Regions from separate parts of the Homo sapiens genome. Here all the other regions are linked to region 2. A link is a contact called in ENCODE Hi-C or POLR2A ChIA-PET data. All regions are on one chromosome and are shown on one strand. The core of a region is the stretch at or near the end of the contact, and the rest is flanking DNA. Distances in the headings are between cores, read along the strand shown.

Region 1 (2,700 bases), core at 12-2,511, 1.0 Mb after region 2:
GCTAATTTTTGTATTTTTAGTAGACGGGGTTTCACCATATTGGCCAGGCTGGTCTTCAACTCCCGACCTCATGATCCACCCGCCTCGGCCTCACCAAAGGGCTGGGACTACAGGTGCGAGCCACCGTGCCTGGCCTGAAAGAGGAAATTTTTAAAAGGCATGGGTAGGTAAGAGGCAAATGGCTGCATTCTTCTGAGTCTTTGATAAGCCTTTCACATGTTAGAGGGGGATAGAGGACTAGTCACTTATGCATTCATCTAGCTCAGTGAATATGCATTTTTACATAAGAAAAAATAAACATAGGGCAGAGGAAGCAATGAGATATGCATTTGTCTCAGGTGAGCTGAGAGATGACTTTCAGTGCTGTCAAAGCCCAGCACCTGTGAAGATAAGCTATAAATTTACATTGTCACTGAAATTCCACACAACTGTTTTAGGGTACAGATTTGGGGGCACACAAGGAATTTCCTAGTGGGCAAGTTGTGAGGGCCAGGCCATATCTAGCTTTTTTATCTTTGTAGTTATCTTGTTTAAGAATAAAATGGGAGGTAGGTTTCCCTGATGCAGTTCTCAGCTTGACTTTTCCCTTTGACTTAGTGACTTTGGGGTCCTGAGATTTATTTTCCTTTCACATAGTAACCTAGAGAGAGACACTCAGAGTATTTCCAATTGTCATCTATGACAATCAATGCTGCCATTCACAACTTTCCCAAAAGGTCCGCAGATCCCCTCCCCATTACGGAGTTGGAAAGTTTCTTCCCAAAGGATCCACGTGATGAAACCAGCGCAAACCTTTCCAACTGCAAATCGAATGGCAGCTGCTTCCGCTTGGGCAAAGCGTGATTTTTTTTTTTCCTCCATCAGTGGATTTTTCTCCAGAGGAAAGCGGAAGCTCCTGGTGCCGTCCAGAAGGTGTTAAAAAAAAAAAAAAAAAAAAACCCAAACGAGAAAACAAACAAAAAAGCTACACATTAACCTATTAACCTGGATCCCGGAGTCCCAGAAAACGGGCCTCTGTCTTTAAGGCGCTTCGGTCCTCTGGGAGTTGTAGTTTCGTGGGTCCTGGAGCGGCCCCCTTCCCATCTCCCTTCTGGATTGCAGCCCCGCTGCCCTTCAGGAAAGCGCTGCCCCGGCCACCCACGCTGGCCTATGCGGTGGCTCCGACCGTGTTTTTTGCCGGACGGGGGCTCGGCCTTGGGGGGGCGCGGAGGTGAAACTACACTTCCCGGAGTGCACCGCGAGGGTCGCGCAGCCTCGCGTTAAAGAGCCCGCTCCGCCGAGCGCCGGGCGACGGCAGGTACGTCAGTCCGCGAGGGTCGCCGCAGCGCCCCTTGCGCCCCTTGCGCCCCTTGCGCCCCCTCAGCTTTCCGGTGCACCCTCCCTGACTGGGAGCACCGAGTCGACCCGCGGGCCGCCCGGGTCCTGACAGGGAAGAGTCCCCGGGAGCTCTGCGGTGCCCCGGGAGCCCACAGGTGTTTCTACGCTCCCGCGTCCATTTGGCCTGGGTCTTCCAAGGGGAGCCCCGCGACCCGGCTGGTGCGGCCGGACCTGCTGGCAGCTGGGACCGGGAGGGATGCGGGCCTCAGAGGATCCTCACCCTGAGGCAGGTGGGGCCCTGGATGCCGGCGCTGCTCTGATTTTACTTTGAGGCCGCTTCTCCTCTCTCAGTTTACCCGGCCAGGGCTCAGTATTATGCACAAATCTCAATGATGTGCTCTTGGGTAATTTACAAAACGATTTTACTCCCAAGTAACTTCTTTCGGTCTGTTATTTAGAAGGCAGCAAGTCAGAGTCCTCCGTGAGCCTTTTTTTCCTCTTTAAAGTTCTAAAATGTGCAGTCCCTGACCCACCTGTCTTCAAAAGGTTCATATGAAGAGTTCTTAGTACTTTATTCTATCTCTGGCTCCCCAACCCTATCCCAGTCTTGGACAGCGTGGGGCTGAGGACACTAAAAAATATTTCAACTTGATCTCAGCAGATGAGGCTGTATTGAAAGTGGGTAGAGGCTGGGCGCCAAGGCTCATGCCTGTAATCCCAGCTACTTGGGAGGCTGAGGCGAGGGAATCGCTTGAACTCAGGAGATGGAGGTTGCAGTGAGCCAAGATCACGCCACTGCACTCCACCCTGGGCGACAGAGCGAGACTACGTCTCAAAAACAAAACAAAACAAACCAACAACAACAACAACAAAAGAACCTTAGGGCCTTAGGGCACACTTTCTCAGGACCTCTTGAGATTGTGTAACTCCAGCAAACTATTAATTAAAAAAAAAAAAAAGGCCGGGCGAGGTGGCTCACGCCTGTAATCCCAGCACTGTGGGAGGCGGAAGCAGGTAGATCACCTATGGTCAGGAGTTTGAGACCAGCGTGGCCAACATGGCAAAACCCCCTCTCTACTAATAATACAAAAATTAGCTGGGCGTGGTGGTGCACGTCTGTAATCCCAGCTACTTGGGAGGCTGAGGCAGGAGAATCACTTTAACCTGGGAGGCGGAGATTGCAGTGAGCCGAGATCGCGCCATTGCACTCCAGCCTGACGACAGAGGGAGACTGTCTCAAAAAAAAAAAAAGCCAGGCATGGTGGCTTACACCTGTAATCCCAACACTTAGGAAGGCCAAGGCGGGAGGATTACTTGAGTCCGGGAGTTGTAGGTCAGCCTGGGCAACAAAGGGAGGCCCCATCTCAACAAAAAATAAAAAAC
Region 2 (2,700 bases), core at 131-2,630:
AGTGATCTAAAATTAACTTGGTGGACCTGGGATGACCACGGATGTGGTTTTAAACCAGCAGGTTTCAGAGTCGGGGCGGGTGCAACAGGCTTATAAAGGGAATGGTGGAAAATATTATACGTTAGTGAAAGAGGTTGCGAATGGATTGTGGAGAGCCCTGAATGGTAGACTGCGAGAGTGACAGGATGAAAACGACGACATCATAGGAAGAGCAATCTGTCAGTTGTAATGGCAGTTAAAAAGTGGCGCACAACACTGTACCTTAACCAAACTTGGAATTCCAAAGTGCTGGGACCTCTAGCGGAGAGCAGTTGAGTTCAATTCTATTTTAGATCACGTAGAGACTAAAATAGTGCCGATTGATCCTGATCATCACAGAATTCGTTTGAAAATCGGATTCTGAATGATGGTAGAAACATAGGATACTCCACATTCTACCCCCAATTGCTGTCCGGGACAGCAATTGCCTTTCTAATCGACTGCCATGTTTAGCGATTACTATGCGCCAAGCGCTTTACAGGCACTCTCATTAAAATAGGCAAACCGGGCCAGGCGCGGTGGCTCACGCCTGTAATCCCAGCACTTTGGGAGGCCTACGCAGGCGGATCACCTGAGGTCAGGAGTTCGAGACCAGCCTGGCCAACATGGTGAAACCTACTCTCTACTAAAAATACAAAAATTAGCCGGGCGTGGTGGCGCATGCCTGTAGTTCCAGCTAGTCGAGAGGCTGAGGTAGGAGAATCGCTTGAACCTGGGAGGCGGAGTTTGCAGTAAGCCGAGATCGTGCCACTGCACTCTGGCCTAGGAGACAGAGCGAGAACTTGTCTCAAAAAAAAAAAAAAAAAAAAAAAAGGCAAACCCCTCTGTAAGAGAGTGCTTTATCAAGCCCATTTTACTGATGGGGAAATTGAGGAGAGACGGGATTGGCCAGATCACGACCTGGAGGCAGCAAAGATGTAAAATCAGGGTTGGGATACAGGCTGCGCCGGTAGTGTAGGGGATAGGAACTTTCTGAGACTCAGGAGAAAGCCACAGCGATGGGAAGGGAAGCAGAACACTGGAGACCCTAAAGGCCCACAGGCTGAGAGAAGTGGTACCTCTCCTGAAGTGACACCTGTCAGCACGCCTCTTTTGGGCGCCAGTCCAAAAATCGCGGTATCTGATTGGCGAGGTTGGAGGGGGCTGAACGACCCTAATTGGTTAGTTGGACCTCGAACCAGACTTTCATCTGGAGGATCGGGCGAGGAGTGGGCGGGATTTCGAACTGAGCCACTCCCTTCATTGGTGAAAAGAAAACGAACCAGGAACTATTCGGAAGTGTGATTGGCTGTTGCTAGGAACCGTCTCAAGGCCTTATGGGCCCTGGTTACGGAAGCCGAGGAAGGCTGAGCGCGGGCTCTCAAGGAAAGTAGTCGCGGAATCTCAGTTAGCGGTGGAGAGGCAGTATGTCCGGTTCAATGGCGACTGCGGAAGCTAGCGGCAGCGATGGGAAAGGGCAGGAAGTCGAGACCTCAGTCACCTATTACCGGTTGGAGGAGGTGGCAAAGCGCAACTCCTTGAAGGAACTGTGGCTTGTGATCCATGGGCGAGTCTACGATGTCACCCGCTTCCTCAACGAGGTGGGGCCTGGGAGGTGGGAGGCCTCTGAAGCTGCTGGGGCGAGGGGTGAAAAGGCTGTGTGGAGTGTATGTGGGAAGGAAGGGAGGCTTGGCTGGGGGCGATAAGGCGTAAGAAAGGGATCACGACCCTCAGAGGGAAACTGGGGTGGGATTGGGGGAGGGCTTTAGTTTGCATGCATTTCCAGTCAGCTCCGAGTTCTGGTGCCTTATGTAATATCATGTATTACTTATGTGTCGAGCATTTGCTGTGTGCTCAGCTAAACTCTAAGCCATCATTATCTTTATTTTACAGAAAGGGAAACTGAGGCTCACAGGTTGAGGACTCTCAGGGCCATAGAGTTAGCAGCTTAGATCCGTTGAACCTAGGTCTGAAGTGCACCCACATCTGTGCTTTTCCAGTGTGCCTTCTGAAGTAATACCGGTTTTGGTTTTCGTCTTCTAGAGTAGAAGCTGAGATTTCTCTCCACACGCTTCCCCATCTTGATTATGCCTCCACTGTTTTTTTTTCCCCCTAATCTGAGTTGACCTTGAGGCCAGAAACTCATAAATCAACCCTTTTTTTTTGTTTTTGACTCATGTTTTGTCATTTTTCTTAAATATTCAAGACTGTTTTATTTAATCTTCAAGTCTGTTGCATTACATCTCATTTTAAAAATTATTTTTGAGACCATGGTGCAACTAATTTTTTTTTTAAGGAAACAGGATAGACTTCTAAATATTTAAAACTTTATTGAGGTGTAATGTACATACGTAAATTGTGCCTATCTAAAATGTACATTTTGATGAGTTTTGAAAAATGTATTCATCCATGTTAAGACATAAACCATTTCCATCATTCTAAAAAGCTTCCTTTCCCTTTGCAGTCATTCTCTCCCAACCCCAGGCAACTAGTGATATGCAGCCGCTAAAGATTGGTTTGAAGCTTTGATTTTCGGTGTGTGTATGTTTGAAGCTTTGATTTTCGGTTTGTGTGTGATCATTTTATTTTGAGCAATAGATTAATGACTTGTGAAAGTTCACTTCTATTTCTCTGAAGCAAATATACTAGTGAAATATTTTTTCGATTAATTTGGGGCCTAAA
Region 3 (2,700 bases), core at 21-2,520, 1.2 Mb before region 2:
TCAGCCAGGGAGGCCGGAGGAACTGATCTGGGAGGCAAAGGGTGCAACTCGATTGATCCAAATATATACGTCCACTCACTGACACTTAGGGGAGGGGTTCCAAGCAGAGGGCAGGAGGGCAGCACCAGCGAGGATTCCTCAAGTATTGTCATCCCAGGCCTGCAGAGAGGAGAATGGAAGGGTTTTAGGCAGGGGAGATACAAAGTCATCGCAATCTGTATTCTAGGAGCATCCCCTACTCTGTGGAGATGGGGTAAGGGGAGCAGGATAGGGATTGAGAAGCCGTTGTGGCTGGGGAGAAGAAAACGAGGTATAGGCCGTGGGAGGAGTGGGGAGGAAGGGTCTGAGGTGCTACCCATCTCTGGCTGGGTCCCTGTCACTGGGTGGCAGGGAGCAGGGTCTTGGGTATGGTCTGGAACCAGAGGACGTGTACTTGTGGTCATAAGGCTGGGGGAAAAGATTCCAGGGCCCTGGAGAAAGTCAGTGCTTGAGGTGTGGACAGGAAATTTCGGAGGAGGGCTCAGGCGCCCATGAGGTCAGGAGGCTCTAGACAGAGAGCCCCAGAGCCACCAGAGGAAAAGGAACTCGAGAGAAAGATGGAGGAGCAAACAGAGGGAGGGGAAGGGGGCAGGAGGTGCAGCTCCCCCAAGAGGGGGGGCAGGAGGTGCAGCTCCCCCAAGAGGGGTGGCAGCCCTCTTGGGAAGATGAGGACAGAGCCCCAGGGAGGCCTGGGGTTGGCAAAGGGAGCCTGCAGTTTCTTTGTGGGTGCGGGGGCCTCAAGGGCTACGAGTCTGAGCTGTGCGTGTGTTTGGACAAGTCCCCAGAGTGTGTGTCTTCCTGGGGTTCCTAGACTGCGAGTGGCAGTGGCCCGGCGGCGGAGGCCGTTTGGATCCCTGTGTGAGCTGTAGGGGGCGCCCTGGGCGTCGGGCCCAGGTCAAGTGCGAGATAGGAACGGGGTGCGGGGGCCGATGAGAGCTCCCCGCGGGAATGTCCGCTGTGGACGCCCTCGGAGGCCCCATCTAACTCCAGGGCGGCGAGCGTGGCCGGGCCCAGTTCACGGGCTGCTCGAGCCCTGACGAGGCAGCTGGGGGCTGTCTGGCGTCCACGCTCACGTTCTGGGCCGGCGGACCCCGTACCGGCCAGGCCGTGGCGGCCACGGGGGCCCGGAAGCGCCGCCGCCAGCTGGCCCCGCACGGAACTGTGTCCCGACGCGGCGCGCGCTGTCGCGATCCGGCGGCGGGTGACGTGGCGGGGCGGGGCCTGAGCTGCCGCGGCGGCGGCGGCGCGACCGAGCATCCTGGCGGCGCCGGGCCACTGGGAGGTAACGGGCTGGGCCATGGGCGGGCGCGCCGGGAGCGGGGCCGGGGCTGGGCCGCGTTCTGTGGGAGCCGAACCCTGTGGGTCTTCGCTGCCGCCGTCGGGAGCGGGATGCGGCCCAGAAACAGCGCGGGGCTGGCCGATCGGGGCCGCGCGAGAGGCGCTGCGGGTGAGGGGGGGCGCCACGAGGAGAGAGGGACCTCGAGCGTGAGGGCCGAGTGTGGGAGAAACGCTGTATGGGTGCGAGCCCCGGAGGCTGATGGTGACCGCGAGGGAGCCAGTCTTGGGGTGTGCTGGCGACGCGGCGAGTGTGAGGGAGACCGGGGGTGTGTGTGGAGAGGGAAACCCCAGGTGCGAGGGTGACCGGGACGCTGAGTGCGCGGGCCGCGCCGCGAGCGTGAGACTGTGCGACGGTGACCCTGAGTGGGGCTGTGACTGCGCCTCCGACTGCAGGACGGAGAACCTGTGCTGTGTGGCGGCCGCGGTGGGGCAAAGAAAGACGCGGGCTCAGGACCTCAGGAGCCAGGCTTCCTGGGGCTGTCGCAAGAATGACGATTATCATTTTAAAATCAGTCCTTTTACTTTAGAGAATGCCGCAAGGTTTTGTGGCGTGCTGGAGCCTGGAGCGTTGGGCTGCTGGCGCTGGGGAACCCGCGTGCCCCTGGTGATTATGGCTCTTTTGAGCGTCCCTATAGCCTGTCATCTTGTGTGACTATCTCTCCTGAATGTGGGGAGATAGACGTGAAACATTCTGAAAATTCTTTGCTGGGCTCTAAGCAAACATGTTGTGTAATGGTCAGTATAAATAGGAATCAGGGTGTCGGCGAACACGTTTTTGAGTACCTCTTGTATGCCCTGGGCTTGGTGACACAGTTAAAAAGAATTCAGTCTCTGCCCTTGATAGGGGAAAAAGCCAGGGCAGCTCATCTCGCAGGGCGGCTGTTCAGTGCCCAGCCATCCGGGGCTTGTCTCTCAGAACTGCTCCCAGATTTCAGATCTGGGAGGAGCAGACTTGAAAGGCTGTGAGTACTTCCTTATATCAGTTCCACCTCTTTTTGGTGGCGGTGAGGCCTTTTGGGGACCTGCCCAGGCTGCCTGCATTACTCAGGTCCCATGTGTGCTGCGCAGACGGCTTTTGCTTCCCAACTTTGATCTCAGATCGTTATTCAAGTCGTTACACTGGAGTTTATTTTCCTGGCAAGTGTGTGGAAAACCACCAGCCTGATTTTCTCCTCTCTTCCTCTCCTTGTCCTCCTTCCCTATTTGGCCGTGGATGTATTTTTATTGCATATACCGGTTTTATGATCCCCATCTCCCTGGAACTTCTTAGTAGAAGAAATTTCCTGACCTTTGTGCTTCCTGCTGTAATTTCTTGGATGTATA

The links. Hi-C counts contacts between places; a loop is a spot of excess contacts on that map. ChIA-PET counts read pairs that join two places held with the same protein, here RNA polymerase II (POLR2A). Pooled maps may share reads with other maps.
Region 1: a pooled map shows a loop between it and region 2 (5-fold over the local background). The contact joins the promoter of FCSK here to the promoter of CYB5B in region 2. A Hi-C loop is called at or near these places in 2 of 50 pooled maps. POLR2A ChIA-PET finds 5 or more read pairs at or near these places in 2 of 52 experiments (K562 and WTC11).
Region 3: a pooled map shows a loop between it and region 2 (11-fold over the local background). The contact joins the promoter of SLC7A6 here to the promoter of CYB5B in region 2. A Hi-C loop is called at or near these places in 5 of 50 pooled maps.

The regions. Positions count from the first base shown.
Region 1 is chr16:70,453,334-70,456,033 of GRCh38, forward strand. FCSK (fucose kinase) reads left to right here and starts at 1,262. Exons shown (of 24, transcript NM_145059.3): 1 at 1,262-1,297. It overlaps LOC124903708 (a long non-coding RNA gene), which reads right to left and starts at 1,203. Exons shown (of 2, transcript XR_007065104.1): 1 at 985-1,203; 2 at 1-134.
Region 2 is chr16:69,423,239-69,425,938 of GRCh38, forward strand. It overlaps CYB5B (cytochrome b5 type B), which reads left to right and starts at 1,381. Exons shown (of 5, transcript NM_030579.3): 1 at 1,381-1,619. The coding sequence starts at 1,446. RefSeq lists enhancers at 664-1,211, 1,212-1,759.
Region 3 is chr16:68,263,256-68,265,955 of GRCh38, forward strand. SLC7A6 (solute carrier family 7 member 6) reads left to right here and starts at 1,271. Exons shown (of 11, transcript NM_003983.6): 1 at 1,271-1,321. It overlaps LOC124903704 (a long non-coding RNA gene), which reads right to left and starts at 1,202. Exons shown (of 3, transcript XR_007065096.1): 1 at 1,113-1,202; 2 at 1-159. RefSeq lists a silencer at 1,157-1,436 and an enhancer at 1,809-2,700.